6 separate regions of the Mus musculus genome follow, and all the other regions are linked to region 5. A link is a loop called in an ENCODE intact Hi-C map of the cell type or tissue named here. Cell type or tissue: left cerebral cortex. All regions are shown on one strand. Region 1 overlaps Vldlr (very low density lipoprotein receptor). Region 2 overlaps Gm46648 (a long non-coding RNA gene). Region 3 overlaps Smarca2 (SWI/SNF related, matrix associated, actin dependent regulator of chromatin, subfamily a, member 2). Region 4 overlaps Smarca2 (SWI/SNF related, matrix associated, actin dependent regulator of chromatin, subfamily a, member 2). Region 5 overlaps Pum3 (pumilio RNA-binding family member 3). Region 6 holds the start of Gm815 (predicted gene 815).

The links. Peaks named below come from ENCODE experiments on the same cell type or tissue, not always from the same donor. Only the 100,000 strongest peaks of a DNase experiment are listed, where the experiment ranks them.
Region 1: it touches region 5 in a loop (2.9-fold over the local background); 6 of 42 quality-filtered maps call a loop at or near these places.
Region 2: a loop joins it to region 5, with 3 times the contacts of the local background. A loop is called at or near these places in 3 of 42 quality-filtered maps.
Region 3: it touches region 5 in a loop (4-fold over the local background); 26 of 42 quality-filtered maps call a loop at or near these places.
Region 4: it touches region 5 in a loop (5-fold over the local background); 29 of 42 quality-filtered maps call a loop at or near these places.
Region 6: a loop joins it to region 5, with 4 times the contacts of the local background. A loop is called at or near these places in 5 of 42 quality-filtered maps.

Annotation. Positions count from the first base shown.
Region 1 is chr19:27,237,463-27,242,462 of GRCm38, reverse strand. Vldlr (very low density lipoprotein receptor) reads right to left here. Exons shown (of 18, transcript NM_001161420.1): 5 at 4,039-4,410; 6 at 3,831-3,953; 7 at 3,617-3,739; 8 at 2,722-2,841; 9 at 2,493-2,618; 10 at 1,826-1,997; 11 at 1,010-1,228. All of the region lies in intron 3 of Gm35438 (a long non-coding RNA gene), which reads left to right. Among named protein-coding and RNA genes, the nearest start is that of Vldlr, 23 kb to the right of the region's middle. In left cerebral cortex, no CTCF peak of the experiment used is centred here; a DNase peak (open chromatin) is centred at 2,352.
Region 2 is chr19:26,843,432-26,848,431 of GRCm38, reverse strand. The region is part of intron 2 of Gm46648 (a long non-coding RNA gene); the gene reads right to left. Among named protein-coding and RNA genes, the nearest start is that of 4931403E22Rik, 22 kb to the right of the region's middle. In left cerebral cortex, no CTCF peak of the experiment used is centred here; DNase peaks (open chromatin) are centred at 2,456 and 2,957; H3K4me3 peaks cover 1,089 bases; H3K27ac peaks cover 897 bases.
Region 3 is chr19:26,745,899-26,750,898 of GRCm38, reverse strand. All of the region lies in intron 27 of Smarca2 (SWI/SNF related, matrix associated, actin dependent regulator of chromatin, subfamily a, member 2), which reads right to left. Among named protein-coding and RNA genes, the nearest start is that of Gm46648, 75 kb to the left of the region's middle. In left cerebral cortex, a CTCF peak has its summit at 2,849; DNase peaks (open chromatin) are centred at 927, 1,455, 2,046 and 2,803; H3K4me3 peaks cover 3,418 bases; H3K27ac peaks cover 3,253 bases.
Region 4 is chr19:26,729,183-26,734,182 of GRCm38, reverse strand. All of the region lies in intron 27 of Smarca2 (SWI/SNF related, matrix associated, actin dependent regulator of chromatin, subfamily a, member 2), which reads right to left. Among named protein-coding and RNA genes, the nearest start is that of Gm46648, 92 kb to the left of the region's middle. In left cerebral cortex, a CTCF peak has its summit at 2,199; DNase peaks (open chromatin) are centred at 2,183, 2,504 and 3,564; H3K27ac peaks cover 553 bases.
Region 5 is chr19:27,423,257-27,428,256 of GRCm38, reverse strand. Pum3 (pumilio RNA-binding family member 3) reads left to right here. Exons shown (of 18, transcript NM_177474.5): 2 at 1,129-1,220; 3 at 2,243-2,461; 4 at 3,913-4,048; 5 at 4,676-4,751. The coding sequence starts at 1,136. Among named protein-coding and RNA genes, the nearest start is that of Pum3, 4.2 kb to the left of the region's middle. In left cerebral cortex, CTCF peaks have their summits at 1,579 and 2,363 (motif pointing right); a DNase peak (open chromatin) is centred at 2,397.
Region 6 is chr19:26,885,479-26,890,478 of GRCm38, reverse strand. It overlaps Gm815 (predicted gene 815), which reads right to left and starts at 4,554. Exons shown (of 4, transcript NM_001033407.2): 1 at 4,483-4,554; 2 at 3,995-4,100; 3 at 2,624-2,724; 4 at 1,832-2,170. The coding sequence starts at 4,500. The coding sequence ends at 2,048. In left cerebral cortex, a CTCF peak has its summit at 2,072; a DNase peak (open chromatin) is centred at 2,093.

The DNA of each region.
Region 1 (5,000 bases), 190 kb after region 5:
AGATTTGAGCACCCACAGCTAACTAACCCAGTAAAGTGTCTCTCTCTATCTATCTCTCTGTCTCTCCACCCTCTAACCCTCCCCCCAACACACACACACACACACACACACACACAGAGAGAGAGAGAGAGAGAGAGAGAGAGAGAGAGAGAGAGAGAGAGAGAGAGGGAGAGGGAGAGGGAGAGGGAGAGGGAGAGGGAGAGGGAGAGGGAGAGGGAGAGAGAGAGAGAAAGTTGGGTGGATAAAGGGTTCAGATATGGCTTTAGGTTTATGTATTACATGAAATCTACAGCATTGCTATTGCCACCAAACAGCTGGCTTAAGAAGGAGTGAGACTGGGAGGAGGGCCCATCACATACAAGAGCTGCCCAGGGAGGCTCCATATTTTGTCACTCACAGCATTATTTTCATTAGTACACATTCATTATGTATCATGATTGGTTTCAAGAGAATATTTTCATTCAAATTTATCAGGTACACAATGGAATTTTAGTTAGCCATAGAGAAGAAGAAGAAGAAGAAGAAGAAGAAGAAGAAGAAGAAGAAGAAGAAGAAGAAGAAGAAGAAGAAGAAGAAGAAGAAGAAGAAGAAGAAGAAGAAGAAGTAATTTTCAGGAAAATGGAGGCAACTGTAGGTGATCATATTAAGCACTGAAAGATGCCAACAAATTTATAGATCCTAGACTTTATAAAGATAAATTGTGTGTGTGTGTGTGTGTATGTGTGTGTGTGTGTGTGTGTGAGAGAGAGAGAGAGAGAGAGAGAGAGAGAGAGAGAGAGAGAGAGAGAGAGAGAGGAATAGAGACATGAGATCAGGGAAGAAAGAGAATTAATGGGGGGGGTGTAAAGGAGAAAGGGGGGCAGGCAATGAACACTGTCCTTGATGTCTTGAACCAGCTAATTCTGTTTCTGGGAATTCTTATGACAAGTGAGCTCTTTTTGAGAAAAGCTCTCAACCTCTGTGGCTTGCACCCAAAAAGGCTAAGTGAAGGAAAACATAGAATACAAACCCCGACAACGGATCCACAGCTATGGAGGCAGGCTCTCGCAAGTCAGAATTAAACAGGAACTTCCTCTTGGCTCCGTCTAGGGTAGCTACTGAAATAGTCTTAGAAGCCGCATCAGTCCAGTAGATGGTCTTGTACACCCAATCAACAGCAATGGCTGCAGGATTATAGACATTGTCGATCATTTTAAAATGTCTACCAACCTTGTCATCAATTGAGGCACTGAAACAGAATAGGTCACAAGAGATTTAAAAGTTGTCACCATTGGACCCTGCAAAATGGACTTTTCTGCTTACAAAATGTTTAAGGACTTTACTCTGAAAAGACTCTAGGAACCCCATCGCTCAGCACAGAAATTATTCAGCCATGTTGCTTGGGGATGGAAAATTAGTAATACTTTAGCTTATCTAGTTGTGGATATGAACTCTAGATACGAGCTCAAAGCCCAGCAAAATTTGAAAAGAGATATTCAACTCAGTAGCCATCATCTTGGGTCTACGGTGTCAACTGAGGGAAAGCTGCTGCTATCATTTCTGTTTGTAGCAAGACAATTCAGTTCACAACCACAAAAGGGGAGAAATTCTGATGTCATATTCAGGCATAGGCACCTTTTACATCATGATCAATGATTATCAAGGTAACTTCTGGTGATCATTTAATAGCTAAAAATAAATCAGTGTTGAATTTAAAACTCCTAGCTAAGTAGATGGTAGATAGGAGTCACAGACAAGAGAAGACCCATGCATACTCCAATCCTTTCCACAGACCTAATGACAGTGACGTAGATTCCCAGACATCAGGGGTGCAAGTGGAAGTTACCTGAAGATGGCCTTCTGGCTGAGATCAGCCCAAAACAGCTTCTGAGCTGCAATGTCCGCATCGAGAGCCACCGTGTTCCTTAGTTGCTCTACAAGTTGGATGTATTCCTTTCTCTCTAGGCCAATCTTCCTGATGTCTCTTCGATTAGTGAAGATCAGACTCGGCTCTTTGCCTGCAAGACATAAGCCAGGTTGATTTAGTTTTGCTCGAAGGCAAGATCCTCTAAGTCATCTCCTCTCCACAGAGGACCACTTGTAAAGATACTGCTGAACATCTCAGTAGTATCCAGCCTGGATTTCCAGGCACCCCTCCCCTCCCCTAGGACCTGCAAGTATTTCCACCCTGTTTAGGAAGGCAGTCTTGGGGTTACAGCATCCGAAAGTAGGGTGGCTGATAAACAAGTTACTTGTTTGAATTGTGCTCAGTTTTAGAAGCAGAAAGGAAGAAACTACGGTGACTATTCACAGTATCCTATGCAAAAGGAAGGACCAAGGCAGATGTGTGGGAAGATGGTTTATTTTCAGCTATCCTGCTGCACTCAGAGTTTAATAGCATTGCTCTGGGGTGTGACTTTATGTGTAGGTTGACTGCTGCAGTCACCAACTGTACCTTTTAGAATCACTAACTCAAAAAGGTACCAGAGCAACACCAGCCCAAGTCTATTTACCTACTGCCTTGCACACGCCAGTGGCAAGATCCATTTGATAGCCACGACTACATTCACACTTGTAACCGCCTTTTAAGTTGATACAAATTTGACTGCAGATCCCCGGGTTTTGGCATTCATCAATATCTAGGAGGGAAATTAGAATTAGTCTTGTTCTTCCTATGCCTCACTAGATGTATGTTGCCCTTTCCCGTGTCCGCCAGGGGCCAGGCTCTTTGCTTCAACTCACCTCCACAGGTTTTCCTATCTATCAGTTCAAACCCAGCTGCACAATCACACTCATAACCTATAACTAGGTCTTTGCAGATATGGGAACAGCCACCATTATTGACCAGGCATTCGTTGATATCTGGAATAAAAGGGTAGCAGAGTCATCTGATAGCTTATTTATTTGCTTTGAATACAATGTTTTAGATTTATTCTTTGAGACTTCCACATACAGATACAATGTATTTTGATCATATCCAACATGACACTCCACCCAACTCTCTGAAGATGCTGCACAAACATCTCCCTCCCAATTTCCTAGTGGTCATTTTGTTTTCTGTTTTATAAACCCAGAGTCCAAATTAGTATGACATCTTATTCTTTTGTTTTGCTTTTGTTTGTTTGTTTGTTCGTTTTGTTTTTTGAGACAGAGTTTCTCTGTATAGCCCTGGCTGTCCTGGAACTCACTCTGTAGACCAGGCTGGCCTCGAACTCAGAAATCCGCCTGCCTCTGCCTCCCAAGTGCTGGGATTAAAGGCATGCACCACCACCGCCTGGCGACATCTTATTCTTAATTGATAGTTGTCTTATTCACATTCAGTCTCCGGCTATTGGTGATGGCCTTTCAAAGATTTTATTATGTGTTTGGGAGATATACATTTCAGGCTGGATGGTAGTTAGTTATTAAGGATTTACTCAAGTTTTGCTATGACTTTTAGCTATCTTAAGGGGTTTCTCAACCCTGAGTTAGTTTGTCATGGGCTAAAATTCCACTTTGAAATACTTTATCTTCAAGCTTAACTATTAAAAATTAGCTCATTCTGAGTTCAACAGAGAACTAAGCTGTGTCCAAAACAGCATTAGGGCTGAATGGAACCTCTCAGCTCTGGCCCCGAGCAAGCCTCCCTCTCACTTACGGCATTCCTTCAGGGGCTCGTCACTCCAGTCTCTGCAGTCTTGTTCCTGGTCACATACTTTGCTCATGTCTATGCATTCCCCGCTTCTGCACTTGAACTTTCCAGGGCCCAGGCACTGATTGACTATAAATTCAAACACAGGAGAAAAGTTCCACTGCTGTTCTGACAGGAGTAGCCAATAGCCTAACCAAACACAATGGAGAAAGAACCTCACCGTTTTTGCAGTTGACTTCATCAGAGCCATCAACACAGTCTCGGATGCCATTGCATTGCCTGCTGCCGTGGATACAGCTACCATCTTCACATTCAAACTGGTCAGGTCGGCAGGTTCGAGAAGCTACGAAAGAAGGTAACAATGATGGAATGAAGTCAGCCAAATGGCTTCCGGTTGGCGCATGGAATTGAACTGGAAAGTTACTTACGGCAGTTGACCTCATCGCTGCCGTCCTTGCAGTCAGGGTCTCCGTCACACCGCCATTTTTTGTGAATGCACTCGCCAGAGCCACACTGGATCTCACTGGTAGGACATTTGGTATGTATCACAGGCTGACGGCCACACTGCTCAAGAGACTCGTCTGATTGGTCTGAACAGTCTGCGTCATCATCACACACCCAGCTGAGGGGAATGCAGGAAGAGGTGCTGCACTGGAACTCGTGGGCTCCGCAGGTTGGTGGAGCACAGTCCAGCTCATCACTGCCATCGTCACAGTCATCCTGGCCATTGCACACAAAGTTTCTGGAGACGCAGCGGCCACTGGAGCAAGTGAACTCATCTGCACTACATGTTATGTTGCCTGTTAGAGGGAGGATGCCCATTGAAAGTACATCAGCACTTATAAAAAAACAAACATACAAACAAAAAGACAACATACAAGCCTCTCATCACCAAATCAAATATATTCATCTTCGATGAGTAACTTTAGCTTTCTAATTGTAAAGCTACAGTGCTGTTATATTGAGAACGAGTTTCTGAAATATGACAAAACAGTTTCACAGTATAAAATAAGATGCAGCCATACTATGTGTAAGAGCAGAAATAAAGGACCAAGAAAACAGTAGAAGGCTCGAAACTAATTCGAGATGAGACCCACAACTGACACTTAAAGGGACAGTGTTCAAAAGCTTAAGCTGGCCTTGGGTATTTCATTTTGGAAGGCAGCGTTTATACCTAGACCAACCTATTGCATGTCAGCTGAAGTCATATCACTAGCTGAGAATATACATCAGCTATATGGGCAAGGTATAATGGAAAATAAGGCACTCTCCAAAAAGAAACAAACCAAAGAACACTCTACATGGTTCCTTCCTTTTGAGTCTTTTAAATAAACATTAGGAATACCAACTTAATAATTTTTATTTTTTATTTTTAGGAAATGTTCCTGCT
Region 2 (5,000 bases), 580 kb after region 5:
TACCCTCAATGACCTAACTCCTTTCCACCAAACCCCGCCTACTAATGACCCACTCACTCTCAATAGCACCATAGTCGGGTGGCCAAGCATTTTAAACCTTGGACTTTACGCGACATTTCAGAGAAAGCCATAGCAGTATACACAGTGTGTGATACATAGAGGTATAGACAGATGTATTTCAGAAATCACAGCTCCAGTTATAGACTATTCTTCCTATATGCTTGTCTTCCTTTTTCTGCATTTACAAATCTCTTCCCTCACAGTGAGAGGCCTGCTCTCAATGATATCAATGCGTTTGCCCATATTTGTACTGTCATAAAATGTACCAAGCAGTTTTACAGCCATTTTGTCTATACTGCTACAGAAAGAAACATGTTAAAAGAGTTTAGTATTTATTCCCAGTTCTCCTCATTCTGCATGCTACCTAAATCCTGCCACAGTGTAGTCTAATTTTTGTTCCTGAATCCCTTGGGTGCCAACGTTTTTCCTCTTTCAGCACTAATTATTCACTTGAAATACAGTTAAGTTTGTTTTCTTAACTTGTGAGGTTTCTTTCACCCCCACACTTATTATTTAATACTTAAATACATTGAAAATCAACAAGGTTCTGAAAACATTTTTAACAAAGCTGTACCAAAGTCCTTCTCATATGACCCACTACTCCTTTTAAAGACCAATTTCATTGGTCTTTTTGTTTCATAAATATATGAATGTATATACATATATATATGCATGTATGTATATATATTTTTTTCTCACCCATCCTATATTTCACAAAGGGTAGCATGCTATATGTACTTTTTTGCACTTTGCTAAGAAGAAAGGTTTCTTTAAGCCTTGGGGACCAGAGTTCTCGAGAGTCTGAGTGTATTTAACCTGTGTGCCTTCCAAAGAGCCTAAGTGGGTGAAGGCCTCCTACAATGTGCTAGGTTCACAGTGGCCCTAAGCCCAGCTACAGACTGGCTCTTAGCAGGACAGTCTCTCCTGTGTCTTATCCACCTCTGTAGAAAGAGTGTGCAGACTCCTGTCTAGCAATGCCTCAATGAAGCTTTCAGGTCCTCACCTCTAGCTCGTGCCAGGCACTGGACAGTGTCTTAATGTGCCAGACCTCCTTCCCCGGATGGTTGGCCAGAAACAATCTTCTTCTGTTCCATTGCACCATGGTCAGACCTTGGCCCCACTGTTTGCCATTGGTCTCACCTTGGCTGCCTCTTCTCTTTCTTCCTTCCCCACCCTCACACTTTTTTCGAATGGCCTGAAGGCCTGTATTCTTTTAGAACAGTGGCACTGTGGGTCCCAAAGGAAGAAGAAGAAAGGTGTTTGAAATTGCTGCCTGCTGAGAAATTCATTGGTGTCGGACATCAGAGCACCATCCTAGTAGGGGAGAAGCTTGAGCCATTCAGTTTTATTCTGTGACATCCTATTGTTTGCTCTGAATGGCTCTCACCTTACAGCAAGTGACAGATGCTGATTCTGGAGCCACTGAGAGTGACCATGGCCTGGGAACACAGATTTATGGTACCCCCAATTCTATGTTCCAAAGTGGAAACAGATTTATGAAATTTTATAGAACAAAGAAGGTCATAAATCACGGTAGGTTTAAAATACATTAGTGGGCACATCAGAAAAGTAGTTACAGCAAGACAGAGGGACGCTTTCTATAGGCCCAAGATGTTATCTGATGGCATCCGCAGATCTGAGTTATTGGGAGCAATGGTCTGCTAAGTTATTAGATTCCCAAAGTTTTCTATTAGTTACCCGATGTTAGTTCAGACACATAAGTGGGCAAGGAATGGCTGTTCCAGAGGGCTTAAACTAGCCCAAAATAAGCTAGCCTCTGGACCTGCAGCATTCTAATCTCTCCACAGTACTGAGATTCTAATCAGTCAATCAGTGTCCAAAAGACACAGCTTCTTTTCGGGAATTCTTGTTCACCTAGAGAAGGCTGACCCTCGCTGATCAGCAACTAGAGACAGAGGTGTAGTCAACCAAATTAAGTGGGGCTCAGCCAAGGTAAACAGAGTCAGTATGGGGGGGGGGGGGGGAACGACGATGGACTGAAACAGTAACCACAAAGGCCTAGATTCTTGGCCAGACAGCAGGCAGCAGTGAGCTTTCCATATTTTACAGGCATCCTAGACCATACCCTTTAGAACCTTAGCAACCAGGGGCCATTGGAGTGGTAGCTCAGAGGTTAAGGACACTGGCTGATTTTGTAGAGCACCTGGGTTTGGGGGTTTGGACCTCAGACACCCTGTGGCAGCTCACAAGCACCTGTTAACTCCAGTTCCAGGGAATCTGATGCCCTCTTCTGATCTCCACACCCATGGAGTACACGTGTGATACATATACCTACATACAGCATACATAAATAAATCTATAAAGCTTCAGTACTATCCAACAGTGTCTCTCCCATGTCTTCTCAAACAAAACACTTCCCTTAAAAAACGGTGGTATAGGAGGCATCAAGACATCCAGAGAAAGCCCCATTGTAGCTACAGGGAGAGAGGAAAGGGCGTGTCGCATGCAAAAAGGGCATTACAGGGTTAACACAGCAAAGCTTGCACAAAGGATGAAGGAGGAGAGAGAGAGAGAGAGAGAGAGAGAGAGAGAGAGAGAGAGAGAGAGAGAGAGAGAAGAAAGAGAGAGAGAGAGAAGAAAGAGAGAGAGAGAGAAGAAAGAGAGAGAGAGAGAGAGAAGAAAGAGAAATCGGTTGCCCCGGAGTGGAGGAGGGGAAACCTTCCACGCGGTCTTCTAGCATCAGGAGGTGCATTTCCATTTCAGAGCAAACTCAGCTACAAATGGGGTAGCTAGGAGCATGTCCCTACTTAGGAAGCAGATAAAACATCCTCCCAATGCCTTTGATGAATATTCGAGCACGTTTGAAACGTGCACAGCCTGGGAACCCCAAGCAGAGCTTGGTTGATTCTTGGTTGGAGAGAAATCCCTGCCTGGATAAACCCAGGCCTGAAACGGGCCACGGAGGCGGTGGGAGGCAAAACATGGACTGGATTTAAGAAGAGAAGCGCTGCAGCAGGGCTCTGCAACCAGGAGCCTCTGGAGGAGGCAGAGGCTCTTCGCCAAAAGGAACATTATTTGAGTACCTCCCAGCCCCAGGGCTAGTCACTGGTGGGAACCTGGGAGGGGCCGAACATGCTGTTCAGAATAATTTAGGAGGCAGAATATTCTTCCTGCTTGGTAGTGTGAAATCACTTATTTATGGCTCCCATTCAGACCCGGGTTTGTAGATAATCCCTCTTTCTAAGCAGTCGAACTCATGAATGTTTATCTTGCAAATCAAGCTGACACTAACAGCTTTTGTCCACTCGGGCATACATCAAGGCCTACCTTCTCCCTAGCACGTTTCTCCCTCATCAGCATGCTTGTCTCAGCCTCTTGGATCCCTAAAAGGCTTGCTCCGCCCCAAACTGACCTGGGGTCTCCAGCAACAATCAAGGGGCTTGTCTGCCAAGTGCTTGGGCCAACTTGGAACCTTGAGCTCCAGGCCCCCATAGAAACAGCAGTGACAAATGGACCGCCCTCCCTACCCCCGCCCCTCTGTGCTCCCACCCTTCAACCCCCAACCCGGGACAGAAGGAGGTAACCCATTGAAGGGCCTCCTAGGAGCTGGAGACCTTCACCCTGGATTTAGATTTCTACCCTTAAACATAAATGGCAAACTAAGTCAGAACAAAACCCAGGCCCTGGAAAAAGGAAGCCATAAAACAATCCCATTTATATGATGGGAGGACCAAAGACAAAAGACATACCGCCAGCCAGGATGCATAGATCCGAAATAATGAGATCAGATAGGAGACTGTGGATGCCAAAGACAGCCCAGAAGTCATCAATAGCAGAGGTTTAACTGAAAGCAAAGTGTATGTTTGGTACCCAGAGTGAATAAATGATAACTCAGGATCGCGATGTGGCAAGATGCCTTTTTATTAACGTTAACGAGCTAACGTTTATTAATTGCTCCCCTCTCCAGAAGAATAGCTGCAGACTCCACAAGTAATTTTTGAGTCTTCTGTGATAACTGAACATCTCTAGGATCTGCTGTTCACTACCAAGGTAGCTCTATGGAAAAGGGTGTGTGGCTACATATACATTTATATTTTTGAAACTATCTTTTTAAAGTGTGTATTTACATGCGCGTGAACGGAAGTGAGTCGGTTGTAAGCTGCTCTGTGTGGGAACTGAACTCTAGTCTTTCCCAAGAACAGCACATGCTCTTAACAGCTGAGCCATCTCTCTAGCCCGCTTAAAAGACTATGGCTGCTGTGTGAAAGAAGCAGCAGGCCCATGGAGGACAAGCCTAAACATTGCTCTACCTCCCAACAAGCATGAACACTGATTCTTGGCACATAGTCACCAAATCTCAGCAAGCACAGAGATTTCTTTCATTCTGTTTTTTTTCATTACCACAGGAAAACTTGCCAGAGAAAAAGACCACAATGAGAGGTTGAAGTTTGAGTCTGCGGAAGAAGAAGGTATTAGAGTGACCACCTTTAGGTTGTCACTCATTCCTTGAATGGGAGGGTAGGTTGAGTTAGGGCCATGAAGAAGAATCTTAACCCCACATTACCATGACCTCTGGTACATTGATTATGTTTCTAGCCCTGGAGTCAGGCCTGGGCAGCGACTTAACTGAGCTACTCCTCTGGGCTCGGTTTTTTGGATCTTAGCATTTCCTCTTAATTTTGACAGAGTCCAGCAACTGAGTTGTATCTAGCCTCAGTCTCTTGACCCCCCACCCCCAACTCTCTCCACCATTCTTTGAAGAACAGCACTTGTCAACTCCACACAGTTCTGATGGAGCAGGATGAGTGATCAATGGGTATAATATAAGGTCAATTATATTCTCTCTTTTCCAGAATTTAGGATCTTCATGCATGTAAAAAAAATGCTATTTTTTTGTTTTGTTTTGTTTTTCAAGACAGGGTTTCTCTGTATAGCCCTGGCTGTCTTGGAACTCACTCTGTAGACCAGGCTGGCCTTGA
Region 3 (5,000 bases), 680 kb after region 5:
ACGATGGAAAAGAAATTTTCTTTAAAAAGAAAGAATCTAAAAATTCTATCTTTTTTTTTTTTTTCTTCCTGAGATTGCTTTCTCACACAAATGACTGGTGTTGCTCCTCAGGCTCTCGATATTGCCTCCAGTATGTAAATGCTAATCAATCCTCTCCTAGCTGAAAGAGCTCTAATCATAAGGCAATTACCTTCATTTCTCCACAGCACCAAACATGGCTAATATTTATGATCATGTGAATATAACAATCAATATAAAGAGTGATTACAGCTCAGACATAATTTCTTTCACTTATGTACAATGCCTCCTGAAAAAAGAAAGGTTTTATGAAGAAAACCTGCTACAGTAACACAAAACAACCTGGCATGTTAAAAATGCCAATGGGATTTTAAAAAAAAACAAAAAACAAAAAAACAAAAAAAACCACAAAAACTGTTTCCAATGCACTCTGCAATGTGCCAATCCATAGAAGCAACATGCACACACACAGGCCCCTAAGGGACAGCTTGAGCCCAGGCCTTAATAATCAAAAGACAATCTCCATCACAATCCTACAGTGTTCAGAAAACCACTATGAAAGAGGCGAGACCTGATGAGTTATGAAGAAAAAGGAGAAAGGAAGAAAAAAAAAAGAAGAAGAAGAAGACGCTCCCCGTTATTCCATTAATATTCATTCGCCTAAAAGCAGGACACCCACTATACAGCTAAACACAGTGCAGCTAAGCAAAGATAAGAGAAAGAAATGGTCCCGCATTATCTTGGAGGCTGAACATGCTAATCATAAATACAGCACGCAAGCCTGTCAACAGTTAATGGTACAGCCCTCTCCTCCAGCACCCAGTTGCACACAGAAAGACGGAGACCAGCGGCTTTTGATGTGTTACACACCTACACATGCCTGGGATGTAGTTCTACTGAATCTTCAAGACGGCAACGAAAAAGGATATTTACCTTACCACTATCAGCAGGCCGGCTATCGGAAATCACAGTTAGTGGGGATAAAATTAACAAGCCGGCAAAGCAGCGAGCTGCTAGTCTCTTCATCAGCTGATCAGGAAAAAAAAGAGAGCTGGGAAAGGCTATGTTTTCATATACAAGTAATTTTATTTTACTGAAAATTTAATACTGGAAGGGTTGTGGATACTCAAATCTGCTGTTTCATTCTACCTACGACCAGGCCCCAAGCCTTCCTCCTCCAGCCTGTTTTAATATTGACAACTACTTATCATATTGTTCCCCCCTTATTATTCCAGGCAGCAGAATTAGAGATTTTTAGCTCAGGTGGTTGCTGAATCTTGCTTGCATTTTTAACAATTAAGCCAATAAGAAAACAAATGAATATTCAAATGTATTTTTTAAAGATTAAAGCAAAGATTTTTTGTTGTTGTTGTATTTTATGCTTCATCTTAGTCTTTTTTTTTTTCCCCTGAAAAGATATGCTGCATGGTTTTGGAGCAGTCTAAAACGATTTTAACACAGAAGAAAAACACCCGCGCCCTCCCCCGCCCCCGCACCCCCCCCCCCAGATGCATGTAAGTAAAAGCAATGTGTATGTTCTCAGGTTCCTGTATTTTAATACAGTGTTATTTTTTCTCTATAAAAAAAAATCTCAAATAACTGTGATACTTCACTTTCGGTTTTCATACTGCAAAATTTTTCACTGTTTTTTTTTTTTTCTTTTCAGTGGGATCCGTGAGGAGGGGGAGGTTGTGAAAAGAGTATTTCTGTTCTACCCCCCCCCCCATTCTGAAAAAAAAAACGGGGAACAAAACATAAGCTTGTGATATTTGGACTTTTAAATCTCTACGCCTGTGAGTACCTAAGAAGGAAAACAAATTAAATTGCAAACAGAACTAGTCAAACAAATGTTTATTACAACTGCTAATACTGCAGATTCCTATTAAATTTACGTTCTGGAGTTACAGGAAAACACACAAAGTACTGACCATTATTCCCCTTAAGTTAAGGTTTTTATGCAGGAATGCAGAGAGCTACCGAAATCTTCCCTCCTCCCCAAAGACCGGGAACACATCTATATGCAGGGCTTCATGTTCTGTGGTTTCTAAGGGGCTTTTTCTAATGGAAATCAATTCCCTCCATATTTCCCGATGCTTTTCGCACTTCAAGAGTTAGACTTAAGATTTCTCTTGCTTGTAAGGGAAATTATGGGGGCTTCTCTGATTTAAAAATATTATTTGTTAAGCTAGCTCAACGGACAACTTAGCTGGGGGGGGGGGGGAGATTAAAAAAAAGAAGAAGAAGAAGAAAAGAAACCAAACAAAAACAAAAACAAAAAAAAAAACTTGCAACACAATGCTAAAAGTACTACCCCCAGAAAGAATTCCCTTCCAAACCTTTTACCAGCACAATAATGAAATAAATCACAGAAGCAAACCCCCAGTTTCCGACTGGTGACGTGTTGCGCAAGAGAGCGAGCCCTAATTCAACATACAGACGGCTCCCATGCTGAACCGCCTCTAGATTTAATGAAGTGAATAGGAAGGAAGTCGGGGGGAAAAAAAGTGTACAAATAAGAAATTAACACTTTCCTTCCCTACCTAAATGGTGAGGCACAACTACAGGGAAGTTTGGTGAGGTACCTCTTTCCTTAAAGGCACACTGCACTCTTTCGGGTCCGGACGTCACGAAAGAACCCATATGGTGCTAAAAAGCCCCAGCCAAGTTAAAAGAGTTAAGCATACTTCAGCCTGCGTGTGTGTGTGTGTGTGTGTGTGTGTGTGCTTTTTTTTTTTTCTTCCTTGAATGAAGCTAGAAATTACTCCTTCCTCCACTGGATGGCAACCTTCTTCCCCCCACCCTCTTCCTTTCTCGCTCTCCTTTCTTTCTTTCAATTTTGCTTAAAAGAAAAATACGTTTTCACGAAACAGGATGTGCACGCACAGGCGAGGGAGGGACAGGCTTGCTCTCCAATGATTCTTAAGAAAGTAGCGGTGCTGACAAGGACGGCCGGGAGGCGGCCATGCAGGGACCAGCTCCGGAGCAGACACCGGAGCTTGTAAAGCACATGGTAGCCCCGATAATCAGCCACACGTGCTGGCTTCCACCGTGCCTCTCTGTCATCCAGACACACGCCAACTACATCTTTCACTGAATGAGGGAAGGTCTCGAAAGCCGGCATTATGCTCCTTCTCAGCCAGGGGGTGGGGGATGTGGGGGCGGGGGTGGAGTTACACGTGACATCCCCCATCACAGCGGAGCAGCTTCAGGATTGTGAATAGGTAAACAGCGGCGGGAGAACAAAAAGCCACTCTGCCCATTGTTCCCACCCTTGCCTCCTCGCTGAAGCACCCGGCAGTGTGATAGGGCCCTCTCACTATGGCCCAAACCATCTCTAGGAAACACGTAAAGCAGGAATTCTGGAGATCACTAGACTATAGATGGTAAATAGAGGAAAAAGAAAAACAAACAAACCAAGCATATTCTGATAGTACACCTGGTATTTGTAGTATGTCTTCCCTGACAGATTTCTTTCTTTTCCCTCTAGGTGGTGATGGGAGAGGCTTTTCCTTTAGGGTCTCTAATTGGGAGGTGTGTGGGGGGAGACAGAGAGAGAGAGAGACGGGGGAGGGGGGAGGGGAGGAGGGAGGAAGGCATTCAGAGACACAGAGACATACACAGGCAGAGAGACTGTGTATGTGTGTGTGTGTCCATCAGGCTAAGTGTTAAAGAAAGGATGTGAATAAAAACTACAAACAACCTGGTGCTTTCTGGGGGAAATCTCACATCTCCAAAGGGTAATGTCCTAAAAGGCTAGGTCTCCTTCCGCTGAGACCCTAAACACCAAGAACACAGACATGATCCCCAAACCGGAAGAGTAACACTAACAACCAAATCACAGCATTCTTATGAGTTTGTAGTTCCACTGTGAGGCGTGCTCTTATAATAGCAATCTCAAAAAGTAACAGCAAACTGCTGCCAGGCCCTTTAGTCCCAGGGTGGGGAGGGCAGGGGCAGAACTCCAGACCCAGGACTTGGGACAATGGCTACAGTTTCGATTATTACAGTCTCCAAAAGCAAAGTATTAAGAAAGGTGTACATAAAACCTCCAAACATGGGGTGTGGGGGGTGACCAAAAACTGCAAGGTGCCACTCACAGGACAGGAGCTCAGTGGTCAACTAGGTTGCAGATCTAGGAGCTCTGATGTGACAGCTGCGTAAGATTTTTAATGTACTTCATTTTACCGATATGTGCACTTTAAGTGATGAGAACCAAATATTCTGTATGTATCCTTACTAAAACAAGCGTCTTTAGAAAGCCAGACCCTGAATCCTCTATAAATGAGGAGAAGAATCTCAAAAACGGCAGGTCCATATACGGCAGGTCCGTACACGCGGCCACTGGCTCGGCACAGAGCATATAACGCCAGGACATTTTTGGCAGTTTGCCTTTCAGGGTTCCAACAGGTGGCACGCTCAGTCTTGTCCTGCCCAATGACTACAAGCTCCCTCAGGAATCCTCACAGGTTCCCCCATCCACTGTTACTAAGGAAATGCCCTGGTGTAAGAAGTTACCCACATAGAGAACATGCCTGTTCTCAAATGGTCTGTTTGCTAACAAATGCCTCCCATAGTTAGGAGACGGGTTAATCTGAAGGCTGGGGAGCTCATGGGATAGGATCTCCACCCAAATGATGGAACAGCAAAATATTGATATATTCACCCAATAGGCTGACCCCCATTTACTTCATTTGAAGATGGGGTCTGGACATGTAGCCCAAGCTGGTCTTGAACAAGCTGATCTTGAACTAGAAATCCTCCTGCCTCAGGTTCCAAAATGCTGGGAATATAGACATGTAACCATCCACTTATTATTTTCTTCCTCCTCCTCCTCCTCCCCCCCCCCCCCCCCCCCGCGCTGAGAGCTGAGAGACAGGGTTTCTCAGTGTAACCAGCCCTGCCTGTCCTGGACTTGCTTTGTAGACCAGGCTGGCCTCAAATTCACATAGATCTGCCTGCCTCTGTCTCCCACATGCTGGGAT
Region 4 (5,000 bases), 690 kb after region 5:
ATTCTTAGGCCTCTGGGGTCCAAGACTTTTGTCAACATGTTCCCACCCTGATGCTTGGGGTGTCAGGTTTGGACTAAAGCCACATCCCTGGCTTCCCTGTGTCCTGGCCGACAGCCAGCACCTCCCAGGAGTCTCAGGTCCCAGAATGACAAGCCCGTGCCTATAATCAGCGGCTTTCCCAGTCCTGGCCCTGCTTGCCTTTGGAGACCCCAAGCAAGGGCTCACAAACAGTACATGTGTATTTTGCATGGTTCTGTGGGCTAGAAGTCCCAGAACTGGCTGGAATACAGGCAGGTTCTGGTTCTTCTGCCCTTTTCTGCCAACACTGCTTGCCCTCCTCACACTGGAGAAAAGCCTTTCAAAGACCACATGGGTAGCAGCAGGCCTGGGCTCGCACTCCATGGCTGCCAGCCCTTACATTCTTTCTGTAAGCACGGGCTAAAGTGAAAACTGAAGTCAAGATCATCATTGGCTGAGTGAGGGTAAGCTGGCAAGCTGCTCAGTGAGAACTAGCCAGAGCTAGTTAACTGTTGGGTGAACTTCGGTTGGCTTGAGTGGAAGATGCCCGTGGCCAGAAGCTGTGACATTGTCAGTAAGTAGGCATGCCCTCCTGGTTAAGCTCCCCACCCTAAGCTTTCTCCCCGTTAACCCAAACCTTCTCTTCAGGACACACAACAGAACTATTTTCTTCTCCTACTTCCCATTTGGGATTTCTCAGAAACTGTTGAGTCTTTTTTTTTCTTAAAAGTCTATTCTCCCATTTTAGGATCCTGGTTCTTGTGTGAGATACATTCAAACACAGACTCCCTCCTTGTGGAACATTTTATAAAATAAAATTAAATTAAATTACAAAACAAAACAAAGAAAGCTCCTAGAAGTTCAAAGGCTACCAGGTCATGAGGCGGAGTTGACCCCCTGCTGACCCCAAGGCTTGGGCTCTCTGCCACTAAGCCTTAGCTTGCAGAGAAAGTGGCCTTATGTAGTGGCTTTCTCATTCCACCCAGAGAAAATGGAGTCACCGTGCCCTGATTGATTCTCCCCAAACAGTGCATGCCCCAACCCTTACCAACAATAAAGACTATTTATTGGGTTGTTTGTTTTTTTTTGTTTTGTTTTGTTTTGTTTTGTTTTGTGAGACAGAGTCTTTCTATATTGCCTTGACTGGCTTGGAACCTGCTAGATAGACCAGGCTGGCACCGAACTTGGCCATCTGCCTGACTCTAACATTCATCTTCTGTCAACTTGCCTTATTGCTTTTTAAAAAAAATATATATATATCTAAATAAATACACAGGATTAAACACCAAATCTTGATTTGGAAAAAAAAAAAAAAAAGACATCTCCAAACTTTTTTTCTTTCCCCATAGAAACAAATTAATTCCCCCCTCCCCCCAACTTCTTCTCAAGAGAATATGAACGTGCTGCTTCTTTGTATGTGTAAGGCCAGGGCAATTCTCCACAGTTCTTTTTGATGACTGAGTTTGATTTGAGAGCTAAATCCTGATTTCTTTCTTTCTTTCTTTCTTGTTTTTTTTTTTTTCGAGACAGGGTTTCTCTATGTAGCCCTGGCTGTCCTGGAACTCACTTTGTAGACCAGGCTGGCCTCGAACTCAGAAATCCGCCTGCCTCTGCCTCCCGAGTGCTGGGATTAAAGGCGTGCACCACTATGCCCAGCTTAAATCCTGATTTCTAACAATAAAATTCAAGACCAGAAATTCTAGCCATTAAGAGGTTTTTTTTTTTGTTGTTTTGTTTTTTTGTTTTTTTTTTTGTTTTTTTGTTTGTTTGTTTGTTTGTTTAAAAAAAAAGAAAGAAAGAAGAGAAAAGAAGAAAGAAGAAAAGCAATCATTTGCCCCAAGTCTGTCCGGCCTCTCAACCTTTACTGTTTATTTCTGCCAGCCCTCTGAGGACTATTCCTTCTGTTAAATTTACCCTGCTGAATTCTAACAAAAGGGGAACATACTGGGGTTAAATGGCTGTTATAGATATCTGGCCAGTGCATATAAAATAAAAGCTGTTGGAAGTTATTAAAATTCCTTTACTTCTGTCAAATATTCCCTCCCCCCAACCCCCCCACCCCCGCCCAGTAATTCACAGCTCTTAACGCCATTAATTAGTTCAGTCCTTCCACCCAAAGATGGAATGTGGTGAAACCTACATCTATTTTCTAGGGCCTTAGCTCTCCCTTGTGTATAAAAACGGAAATGCAGCTTGCTAGAAAATTCTGCCCCGGTAAATCAGATGACCTCATTTTAAAACCCAAATGCCATTAAAAAAAGTAAAAGGTCAATTGTTTTAAGTCTTGTAGTCTTTAAACAAAATTAAGGAGATTATTTAAGGTAACAAACAGAACATAAAATATAAAAATATAAAAAGTTCTAGGCATGTTATGCTGTAGATGAAGTCGCCAAGAAATCCTACCAGAATGAAATAAATTATTTTTAGAGAAAATTACATTTCCCAGAATCACAGATGTTCTCAGCCAAAACAGAGCTAAGAGATCCCAGCCTGTCTCTGATCTGGGGTGGATCAGACTTCGTCCAACCCAAACAGAGATGTTACCATGTTTCAAACCCTCCCAAAGGGTCTACAGCCTACCTCTTCATACACGTGAGATATTATTGTTTCTAATGTATTTCAGCAGAATTCCAAATATGCTATTTGAAACTCCAACCTCTTGGGTTTTTCTTGGGTATATGTATGTGTGTGTGTGTGTGTGTGTGTGTGTGTGTGTGTTTCTGGTACTTTATGAACACAATCTTCAGGGAGCTGTCTGCCTTCTATACTCTAGAGTTTGGCACCTTGGCTGCCTGCACTGAGTGGCCAAGTACAGAGATCCATCCTGTCTGGATGTGCATGCTGGCATGACAACACCTTCAAAATGCCAAAGTAAATTCCACGGTTTACGGTTTACCAATCATCCCGCCCCGCTGTTATCAATCTGAAGTGTTTTGCACTTCCTTTCATTTAGATCAGGCTTTGTGAAAAGAAAACTCCCAATGTCCTCCTCATGGAAAGCAGATGTGATCATGGGGACCCCAAAGATCCTCTAGAAATGCATACTCACATCTGGTAGCAGATTTATGGGGAGAAAGGAAAAAATATGGATGTTCTGTCTTTGCTCCTGAGAGGCTCATTTTTGAAATCTTATGGCCTCTGACAATACCTGTCTTATCGACTCGCCTCATCTCCATCACATCATAAAGATATTGGGGTCCAACTAGACAGGGCATCATTCCAAAAAAGAAAAAGAAAAAGAAAGAGAAAGAGAAAAAGAAAAAAGAAAAAAAAAAGAAAAAGCATTTTCCTTCAACGCCAGGAGCCTCTGTAGTCACCTTTAATCACACAGTGTTCAAAGAGCACACAGCGGACATGTGAGGTCCTATGGAAGCTCATGATAGTAAACAAGTTAAGTGGGACTTTTCAAAACCACGTTTTCAAGACATCAGATCCGCCACGTGACAAAGGCCTGCTCTCCAAAATCCGTTGTCTCCGCCCAGCTGTAATTACACATTAGACAGAGCACACAATCTACATCGTGTTCTAATTATCTCCAAGTGCTGGGGGGCAAAATCACTCCACTCTGCAATTAAACAAATTCCAGGTTATCGCTAAGCATTTTAAGGAAGAGAAGCATTCTGAAGTTGGCAGAGAGACCAAAGGAGCAGAGCAGAGCCCTCCAGAAAATCACCAGTCAGCTTAGCCTCTAGCTTTGCAGTAACCCCAGTTTGTCAAAGTCCCAGTCCTCAAGAACAACACCAGCATTGCGATGCTAGAAACATCTCAGGTAGAACACACATGACTGAAATCAAATGAAAAGCTCTGGCCCTACCCATGCTCTCTCATCACAACTCTGCCAATACTAGTAGACGGAATGCCTGCTCTCAAACACAAGCTACAGTATGCTTTTTAAAGGAAGTTAGCAAGACACCAATTATATCAGGAGCACAAACTGATGCATACAAGTTTAATGTTTAGCATGACACTGTTAACACCTTGGGTATAACCCCGCAGAAGCTACCAACTACTCACTGTAGAAGAATATTTTTAAGTCATGTTAACACGCTTTTCTGCACCTTCTAGATTGACTATCCCCGGTGCAAAAACAAGAACCGTTGTCTTAATAAAAAATGAGGATAAGGGAAGTTCACAGAGACAAAGAATGCCTTTGCTTTCTAAACCGGTATGAGTAGTATGAGCCCATCAGCAGACAGAATGTTAGCCAGGCTTCTTCAGGAGGCAGAAGCTGTTAGCCATTAGAGGAGGTGGGCATTTTCGAGAACTGTGAAACAGCCGAGTATGAGCCTCTGGTTTTTTAAAAGACATGCCTTCAAAGGGGGCATTATTTTCTTCTTCTTCTCTTCTTCTTCTTCTTCTTCTTCTTCTTCTTCTTCTTCTTCTTCTTCTTCTTCCTCTTCCTCTTCCTCTTCCTCCTCCTCCTCCTCCTCCTCTTCTTCTTCTCTTCTTCTTCTTCTTCTTCCTCTTCCTCTTCCTCCTCCTCTTCCTCCTCCTCCTCCTCCTCTTCTTCTTCTCTTCTTCTTCTTCTTCTTCTTCTTCTTCTTCTTCTTCCTCTTCCTCTTCCTCCTCCTCTTCTTCCTCCTCCTCCTCCTCTTCTTCTTCTCCTTCTTCTTCTTCTTCTTCTTCTTCTTCTTCTTCTTCTTCTTCTTCTTCTTCTCCTCCTCCTCCTCCTCCTCCTCCTCCTCCTCCTCCTCCTCCTTCTTCTCCCTCCTCCTCCTCCTCTTCCTTCTTCTTCTTCTTCTTTTTTTTTTTTTTTTTACTTCAGCTAAGACTGATATTGCCTGAATGTGAAATGTCATCTATGTGGGGACATGTCTTTGAACCCTTGGTTCCAAGCTGGTAGGGAATCTGGAAACGTTGAGACATAGAGACTTGAGGGCTGATGCAGCCTCCCAGAGCCTAGAGTTCCAAAGGCTATCCCTCCGTTCTGCTGAAGTTCTCTGCTTCCCGTTTGCCAAGTGATGTGACCAGCTGCAAGCTGG
Region 5 (5,000 bases):
ATTATAGATCTGTACCCTGTGTATACACTGCTGGGCATCAAACCCACTGCATTTTCCAGAGTGTTTCCTGGACAAATTTGGTTCTATTAGGTTTAGGAAGTCTTGTGCAATGGATAGTTCATAGTAGCAAATTAGAGAATTTGGAAAATCTTTACTTGCTGGCTATTGCTGTTTGATTTAGTGTTTCTCAATCTCAAATATAACATGGACCCCTGCCCAAGATGTTCCAGCGTCCTAAGGAACATCTTGTTTTGTTTTGAGTTTTGAAACAGTATCTCACGATGTAGCCCAGACTTGCCTCTAATTTATGTTGCCCAGAGTAGCCTTGAACTCAAACAGTGATCCTTCTGCCTTAGTCTAGGTGCTAGGATTACAACTGTGTGTTAACATAGCCAACAAGAAATTAATTCTTGTGGAAGTTTCTAATCTGTAAACATTGTCTAGGAATTCCTACAGGTGACTCTTGAGGTCATTTAGAGATGGGTGAGCATGTAACTTTGGGGACTGTAGTCATGAGCCTGGAGATGCTTGCCTTTTGTCCATATGTGTTCTGCTTCTTGCAGAGCTTGTAAGTTGGTGGGAGGTGAAGGTCACTGGACCCAACAGGTGACATGTTAGACAAATCCTTTGAAATAAAGTATTACATAGCTCTGTGTAACTTAGAGGCCAGCCAGATATTTGGTTACCTCTAAAAGAGTTGGCCAGTAACCTTTCTTTTAGCTTTCTTGTGTGTGTGTGTGTGTGTGTGTGTTTTCATGTTTTCATTAAATTGTAATATGTGCTGAGTGTAGCCTATTTCTGGTCCCTGCTTTGTAAGGTGGATGCCGAGAGATCCACTTACTCATCACCAAGGCTTCCCAGGTTAGAAGCTGCAGACAGTGGTGTTTACTCTTACAGTGGTCTGTATTGAGCCAGCTAGGGTGTGCTTGGGCTGGGATCTTTTTTGACTTTCCTTTTAATGTCTTAGAGGTTAACTATATACGTGGTGGACTTGAGAGCCTCCAGGCCGTGCCTGGTTACTTTATATGGCATCTGAACTCAAGGACTAAACGCTGTAGCAACTACTTAATGACTCTTATTGGATGAGCAAGTCAGTGATTCTTTGTGGTTTTGGCTTTTGTTTTTCAGAAGTACTATGATGGAAGTCAAAGGGAAGAAAAAGTTTACAGGAAAGAGTCCACAGACATCACAAGGAAAGAATAAATTTCATAAGAACAGTGGTAAGATGGCCTTTCCCAAGGTGCTTCCCTTCTGGTGACTACCTAGATTGGGGCAGGGGGTGGGGATTTATGGCAGGTGCCACTCTGTTCATGGGCTAGGATTACAGTAAACGTGGGAGAAAGAGGCCACTGCTACTGTCCACAAGTTGACCTGTTCCTCATGAAACTTCTATGAGATTGCCAGAAGAATCGAGGAATTTTTTTTATTTCTGAAAGCTCCTCTGTGTCAGCAGTGGATGTGGCCTCATGGTGTTCACATTTATTCTCTGAACAATTCATTTTAACATTGGTGAGTTGGAGCTGGCTAATTTTGACAGCTTTTGCCTTCTGAATTTTGAATGGTGATACCTCTGTTATTCCATCAGGTGTCAGTATTGCAGAGTAGAAACATCCAGGCCTATATAGATAACTGTTTCCTAAGCTGTCTTATGTTCCCCTCCTAATGGTCTTAAGTCAGCTATTGTTATTGGCATCCTGTTTGTTAGGTATATGTAAGCTTTTTGACCAAAAATTTTAACCAAATAATTTTATTATAGGCTTTAATTTATTTTTTTTTTTTTACAGAATTAGACCTTTTCAGAAATACACTTTCACTCATTTTTATGATATACTTATCGTCAGTGATATTCATTTTGTTCTTAGACTCTTATAGAACCACTGATTGAGGTTTTTGTATAAATACTGATGGTAGAGCCAGTAACTTCTAGCATATGCTTAAAACGGCAAAACTATGCTGAGCTAACAGTAGTGGTTGTTTCTAGGAGGTAAATTACAGTTTATTGTGAACTCCTTTACTTTCTGGGGCTACATCACTAGTCTATATTGCAGTTTTATAATCGGAAAGTTTTCTTTTGATTTGATTGTTTAAGTACGAATCTATTCAAAAGGGTTAATGCATATTTAAGAGTAAGGCTGTCTGTTGCTCTACAGAGCATGCCATTCTCTGTGGTGTGCAGTTGAGTGGATGCTGGTGATTAAGGCTCAGAGTCAGTGAACTAACACATATTCATTGTTACTGCTAGAGTCTAGTTCTTCAAAGACATTCCCAAGGAAAGCTGTTAAGGAAGGCGGACCTAAAGTCACATCTAAGAACTTTGAGAAAGGTGCCACAAAACCTGGCAAGAAAGGTGTGAAGCAGTTCAAGAACAAGCCACAAGGGGGCAAAGGACCGAAGGACAAATTTCAGAAGGCAAATAAATTCAGCAAGAAGCGGAAATTCCAGCCAGATGGTGAAAGTGATGGTAAGCTGTCTCAGAGCCGTTGCAGAAGCCTCCCTGACCAAGGCGCGCAGGTCTCCACCCTGTCGGAGACCACCTGTCCTTGCTCCAAGACAGGCAGCAGCTTGAAGTAAAAGGAAGGAAGCACACAAGGTTTTAAGTAAACAACAGCATGTTTCCTAACCAAAATTTCTCTTACTGGGGCTGGAGAGTTGGCTGTGCGGGTAAGAGCACTTGTTCTTGCAGAGGACCCAAGTTTGAGTCCCTGCACCTACGTGGTTGCACACACCCATCTCTTCAGACTTCCAGTTCAAGGGAATCGATCAGTGTCCTCTTCCGAGCTCCTCAGGCACCAAGCACACATGCTGTGCTCAGATATGCATGTAGCAAAACACTCATAAGATGAAAAAATACATGGTATTTATACCTAGGATTTATTATGACTCGTTTACTTTTTATTCTTTTGGTTTTTGCATTGAGTCACTTTTATAATCAGAGAGTGGGAGACCTTGGAAATAACTAATTTCTAAAGGACTCAGGGGAGATACTGCCATTAATAATACCCTAGTGGAGTATTCATTTCATTTTCCTCCCCTGAGGGGTATTACTGTTGTGTAACTGATCATGCAATCAGCTTTCGAAGATTACGACACAGGCATAGGTAGACACTCAAGCTTTATAGCATGGATCTGTAGAGAACTTAGAAGCTTGCTGTGCGTTGTCAGGAGTGAAAGGTGATTGTGGGTGATTATGTCCCTGTCCACCACGTAGCAGTGACAGGAGGCTTTGGCACGGACCTGCTGTGTGGGACCTGCTTCCCTAGTGTGGCAGGGGTGAGTAAGTCATAGCTACCTCATGCTCTAAGAGTTAAGTAATGCATGACAGCTCTTGGAACGTGGAGTTTGGGTAGTTTGTGATGTTTGGATTGAATGAGGAATCCCACGTGCAAGTGTTCCACCTCTGAGCTTCACCACCCACTTTTGAACAGTGGCTTTCTCAAATTATTTTTCCTGTTTTAACCTGGACTGACTTGTTTCCATTGGAAACTCTGGCTTAAAGGCACAGTTGTCTGTGCTCTAAAGTCGAGTGTTCTTTCACAACGGAAGATGGTGTTTCACATTTGTAGGCACTTTTAAAATCCTTTCATGTTCAGTTCCCATACTAGGTGTCCTCTTAAGAATAGTAAGCCATTAAAATGGCTGGGCTGTGGCCAGTCAGGGTGTTGCATGCACTTACTGAGTTTGAGGCTGGCCTGTGAGAGCCTTGTCTTTTAAAAAGCTACTAAATACATTGTTTTAGATACATTTTAAATGTATAGACTGGCTAAAAATTGTGATCAAATGCAAAACTTCTGGGAAATTATGGTTTCCCCTTGTAGCTTCTAGAATGAGATTGGTTCTGGTGATCGCCCTTTGTACTAACTTCATATTCGGGTATAGTATTTGGAATGCTAAACACATTGAATCTGGATCTAGAATCAGGAGCCAAGAAACCCAAGTGGGATGACTTCAAAAAGAAGAAGAAAGAGCTGAAGCAGAGCAGGCAGCTCAGTGACAAGACCAACTATGACATCGTGGTTCGAGCAAAGCACATTTGGGAGAGCTTGAGAAGGTACCTGAGAGCCACTTCTCTCTTATCCGACCAAGACAAGGGCAGCAGGAAGAGGTGTCCTCCAGACAGACAGTGCTCTAGGCATCCTGTCTGAGACAAGGGCAGCAAGAAGGGGTGTCCTGCAAACAGACCATGCTCTAGGCAGCAGAGACTGCGCCTGGTTTCTTGGTTGTGTACTGGCAGTCTGCTGTCATGGTGGCAGGATGGCTGGCTGCTTAGTGTAGCCGTGTGTGAAATCATTAGGATGGTGTCAGATAGCTTTATGGAAATGGAGAGAGTCAAATAGATTTGATATCTATCCTGAAAGATTTCTTAGAAAATGAAGGACAATTTCTTATCAGCTAGGTTTTGAGATGTTTAAGTATTTGCCATCTGAGATTGTTTTATTATTTTTCTTTGCTTCTGAAGTTCTGGCTGTTAAGATTTAGATTGATGCATAAAATTATACCTTGTGAGATGAGTTTCTGTCTCTGAGAAAATTGCTTTTGTCTGGCTGCTCCAGAATAATAATTTTAATGTCAAAGATTTGCTGCCTTCAAAGGAAAAACCTCACTGAACTGGTGACCATGTATTGCATGGTGTTTGGTTTTCATGTTTAAAATAACTTCATCTGTGCTTCCTCTGCAGAAAAGATTGTGACAAGGAAAAACGGGTGAAGCTCATGAGTGATTTGCAGAAGTTGATTCAAGGGAAAATTAAAACTGTGAGTAGAGTGTGCTCATTATTCCATTTAAAAAATAAAAATTCAGGTTTCCTTTGCTCTTAGGGAAGAGTAGTTGGCTGTTGGTGACAGGGGCCTGAAAAATGGACAAGTGCTAGCTCAGTGTCGGGACCCAAGTGTGGAATGAAACTCTTTTGTTTAATGAATACTTTATGCATTGGCATTGCTTCAGCTGTCTTTGCATATTTTATTTTTAGTGTGCTTGAGTGTTGAGTGTGGCTCATGGCCACC
Region 6 (5,000 bases), 540 kb after region 5:
CTGATGGAGACAAGGAGATGCCAAGTTCAATTTACTAGCTACATAGTCCTGAGCAAATTATGTCACCTCTCCTAAACCTTGGTTACCTCCTCTGTGGTATGGCAGTAACAGTTGGGTGTTGCTCTCCAGTGTTGAAACTCCATCTTGAGAGAAACCCGACCTGTAGCTGAACCAAAGTTGCATCCAAGTACCAGGAAGGACTCCAAGGCTTGTCCTTGGCCCATAACCCTCCTCCCCCTAGCCCCCAGGTTACTCCCTAGCTACTTCCTAGCAACAGTCAACCAAAGATAAGTCTGATTGTTTCAGATGTACTTTCAGACTCTTCGTGATGGTTCATGGTTTTGCTTCAGAGCACCCACCTCTTGGCTTCCAACAGTCATTCAATTAGACACTTGCCAGGCTGGTCACCCCCTCATTTGTTCACCATTTCCTATAAAACCTTGTCATGTCGAGGGCTTGGGGTTGCTTCACCAACTCATCCTGCTGAGTCGGGGTAGGCAGTGGGTGAGTAAGCCGAAGCTCAAGCTTGTAATAGAGACCCTAGTGTGATTGCATCAGAATTGGCTCCTTGGTGGTCTTTTGGGGTTCACAAAATGGGCACAACAATTCTAAGTGGAGCTTTGAACCTTTCATTTTCATCCTTGTCTCCAGCAGTGTCTGGGCCAGTTGCCATTGGCTTGCAGGGATTGGGTTTTTCTTCCCTACTCTACATTCAGTGGTTTCCTACTGAGATGTCAAAAATGACCATCTAGGTGGATTTACACTATGGGAATTGGTGAGCACTGCAAGTCAGAGCACTGTGTTGAGTTTGTTTTATGAGTTTTATTTGTTTTAGAAGATGAGGTATCAAACTTTTGTAAAAACAACTAAATAAGATAATGTTTTAGAGTATTGTGTACACAGTAAGTATTTCGGAGTTGGGAACTGTTGCCATAAATTAACTTATTAACATATTTTATAGGACCCAAGACTCTTTGTTTGCACATTTTTATATCTATTAAAGCAGGATGTATTTGTAATCAATAGCATATCCCGGTTAGAATGGCAACTCTCTTCTCAATGGCTCACAACGTAACGATTCAACAATCGATGGAGCTGGAAGTTATTAGTCGTCACTGTCACTGTCCTAGCAGACCCTTCATGCTTGTCCATTCAATTATTCTCAAAGTATGATGATGAAAAATGCACTGTGGCCCCCAGAGCCTGTAGTAGTACCCAGCCAAGTCCAGAGATACCCTGAAGTGGGTAAAGCCTCCCTGTCTTTACCCTTGACTGAAGTTGGCCATTCTCCACACCTCCCAAATCCTTTAGCCACGCCTTCTCTGGAATGATTCAGAGTCTCTCCTGTGATTATGAGCCCCTCCCCCCCAACACACACACACCCCCAGCAGTTCTGCAGTGGCAATCTGATGGCTCTCTAGGGACAAGAGCAGAGTATCCTTGTAAGGGGCATCCCCAGCAGGCAGAGGGTCTTTCCTGACACTGCTGGTTACTACTTACACAGCTGCTATCTTCTGTTTTGTTTTATTTTGTTTTGTTTTGTTTTGTTTCATTTAGTCAGGGTTTTGCTGTGTAATCCAGGCTGTCCTGGAACTTGCTCTATAGACCAAGCTGGCCTCAGACTCAGAGATCGACCTTCCTCTGCCCCTCAAGTGCTGGAATTAAAAGCATGCATCATTACCAAAAGGCCCAAATCTGCTATCTTTACAAGCCCTTCTTGCCTGTAACTCCCACTGTCTATGGATGAAGCAGGATAGGGAGAGGGGACTCAGAACACATTTGTCAAAGAAGACAGTGAACTGACTAAATAAATATATATATGATAAATATGAAATTTTTAATATAAGAAATGACAAAATATTATCCAGAAAATAATAAATGGTACTCAAGGGTCTGCCGGATGGAATTAGAAATTGCCTTAAGGGGTCTTTCAAAGGATAATTTGCTGGTGTGCACTAAAATTTAGAATCCAGCTACTATAATGTCTAATGCTTCATAGAAACATCCTCACTCAGCCACCGACGAGCAAGCTCAAGGATCTCTGTGGCTATGTCGTCTCTAGTGGCAAAGCCCTGTAAGCAGCCTGAATTTCTACAAATAAGGCAGATGTTAAACGCGCCACTACCCACAGCCCGTTCTGCATGTGGCAGCGAGGCGAGATGCAGCCAATCTGTATAAATAGACAAGGAAAGAAATATCAACGCAAGCAGAGAGCTATTTACTGAAAATGCCACATTATATGATGACATTTACATCTTAAAATAGAAAGCAAGACCCTTTTGTGGAGCTTCCTCTAGGATCCTAAATGCTTAAGGAAAGGAAAGCTAGCCACTGTTCTAAGTGGGCCCGAAAACATGGGCAAGACAGACTTGGGTTTTATTTCCATGCCTAGATCTTAAGGTTTATAATCCAAACATATTTGTGTAGCGGTTGTGGGATTCGAATTTTCAGAGAATTAAATGGGAAGCAAACAAAGCTAATGGATGTTGAGGGTGAAGCAGGAATTCCTGTGGCATCTCTCTGAGGGCTTTCCCTCTGGCATCGAGAGTCGGGATGCCTCTCTAGGTCACTGGTTTAGGAGCTTCTGAGCCAGGGGCCAAGAAAAGACAGGTAGGAACCTCACACTGCTATTCCACTGGCACCGGCCTCCGGGGTCAATATGCAGGAATGATGGGCTGGCTGGACCCCAGTGGGTATCACTTTGTCCTTCCTCTCTTGAGGCACCTAGTGAGGCAAAGGCAGAAGAGTAAGGAACTAAGAAAGTTGGAGGAAGCACCAGGGTAGGGGAATATCTGCGGGAGGGGTCACCCTCTCAGAGGAGGAGAGGAGGGTTGGGGGAGGGTCTCCGTGAGGGTAGACCAGGAGGCGGGGAGTGTTTGATGTAAATAAATTAATTTTTATTAAAAAAAATAGAAAAGAAAGTTGGAAGAAGAGATCAGGGTCATATGTAACTGTCTTAGGGTTTTACTGCTGTGAACAGACACCATGACCAAAGTAACTCTTATAAGGACAACATTTAATTGAGGCTGGCTTACAGGTTCAGGGGTTCAGTCCATTATCATCAAGGCAGGAGCATGGCAGCATCCAGGCAGGCATGGTGCAGCAGGAGCTGAGAGTTCTACATCTTCATCTGAAGGCTACTAATGGAAGACTGGCTTACAGGCAACTAGGATAATGGTCTTATAGCCCACACCCACTGTGACAGGCCACACCTACTCCAACAGGGCCACACCTAATCGTGCCCCTCCCTGGGCAGAGCATATATAAGCCATCACAGTGACAGATGACTATGCTATGAGGGAGGCCTTGCTGTAGCTGAGTGGTCAGCAGACTTAATGGCTTCTTCCATCCTCTTTCATCTCTTCTTCTCCAAACTTTGCCATCCCCTGTGTGCTGACACCAAAACCCTTCACCGTACAGAATTGCATGGAACCTTCTACAGTTTGCTTGGTCACCCTTTACTAGGAATTATGGGGGGGGGGGGGGGAATTGGGCCCTGAAAAAAAATCCCAATACATACAGCATAGTTTTCCCTTTGTTAGAAATCAAACACCTGTCCTGGCCCTTTGAGGCTTCCAAGTCTCATTTATTTTGACTTTTTTTTTTTTTCATAGAATGGGCTGAGCAACCCCAAGATCAAGGTAGGATAATGTATAGCTCATGACAAATCTGGGCTATATGGAGAGACTTTGTCTTAAAAGATTGACTTCCTCTTGGTTGATCTCCATCTGTCTGCCCATCCTTCTGCCCGTCCACTCACATTTATTTACATGAATGGCAACTACTAATCTACTACAGAACACCAGGTAGAGAGTTTCAAAGAAGGCTTTGCAGAAATAACACAGAGAATGAGTCAGGACCAGCAAATGTTTAGGATGTGAAGGAAGAGGGGTAAAGTGGGGGTGGGGGTGGGGGGTTACCCAAGCTACCCTGGGCTAAGGGAAAAAAAAAAAAACAAATACCAGTAGTGACCAAGTTTACCAACTCAACTCACAGTGGGGGAAAAAAGTATGGGAAGCAGTTCTAAACGTAGAGAAGGAAGTGTTCTGGAATCCCATGGCATGGGCTTCTACGCAGCACAGAAGCATCGTTCCTAAGGACTGTTAGTCTTGTTAATGAAACATCAGTAAAGGCTGTAGTGGGGAGAACATTGTCGTTAATGACTCGGAGCTGAAACTGAGTTTTTGGCACAGGAAAGCCTGATAAACAGGGAGCTTGTGCTTTGAACTCCCCAAGCACAGGCAGCTGAACGGCCTGATGTGTTCAGGAGGGACCCCATCATGCCAAAAAAAAAAAAAAAAAAAAAAAAAAAACCCAAAAAACCAGGAACCAAGTTCCCTGAACTAGGCTGCTTGCAGCCTCTACTTCCTTGGCCAGCCTGCTCTGTTTTAATTAAAAACTCAGTTCCAATGGCTCTCTCATGCTCAATTAAAAAAAAAATTGCAGACTCTAACTTGCTTTTAAACACCTTGCCACTCTTACCTCAGACAGGGCCATCATGAAAGCTCAGAGATCAGCCGCATCCCCTGTCAGAATACCAGCGAGCCTGGAACTTCTGGGGAAAGGAACCTGCTGTGGACTTCAAGTGCTCTAACGTTGGGAGGTGTGTGTGTGTGAGGGAACACGTGTGTAATAAGACCAGGTGGGTACTCCCGCAGGCATCCAGGCAGGTAGCCAGGCAGGTGTTCCCTCCTGCTGGAGGATCTGAGCTGGCCCTCCATCATCAATGTTAAGTGCTCTGAGTGGTATGTGCCTCAAGTGGTGTGCTTTGAGGGCATTTGATTGGCACTCAGAAAAAGAGCCAGTCGCTAATTTTACCAACTATCAACTGGCCACAGCTGATAAAAGTTCAGCAAGCAATAATTGTGTGTCACTAGGGTTAGACCCAAGGATCATGCCCAAGGGTATCAACAAGGCCACGGCTATGAAAAGAGTTGAAGGAACATCAAGTGGTAATCAGAAAAACACTTGGGGTACCACTCTGTGGTTCTCCAGCCATG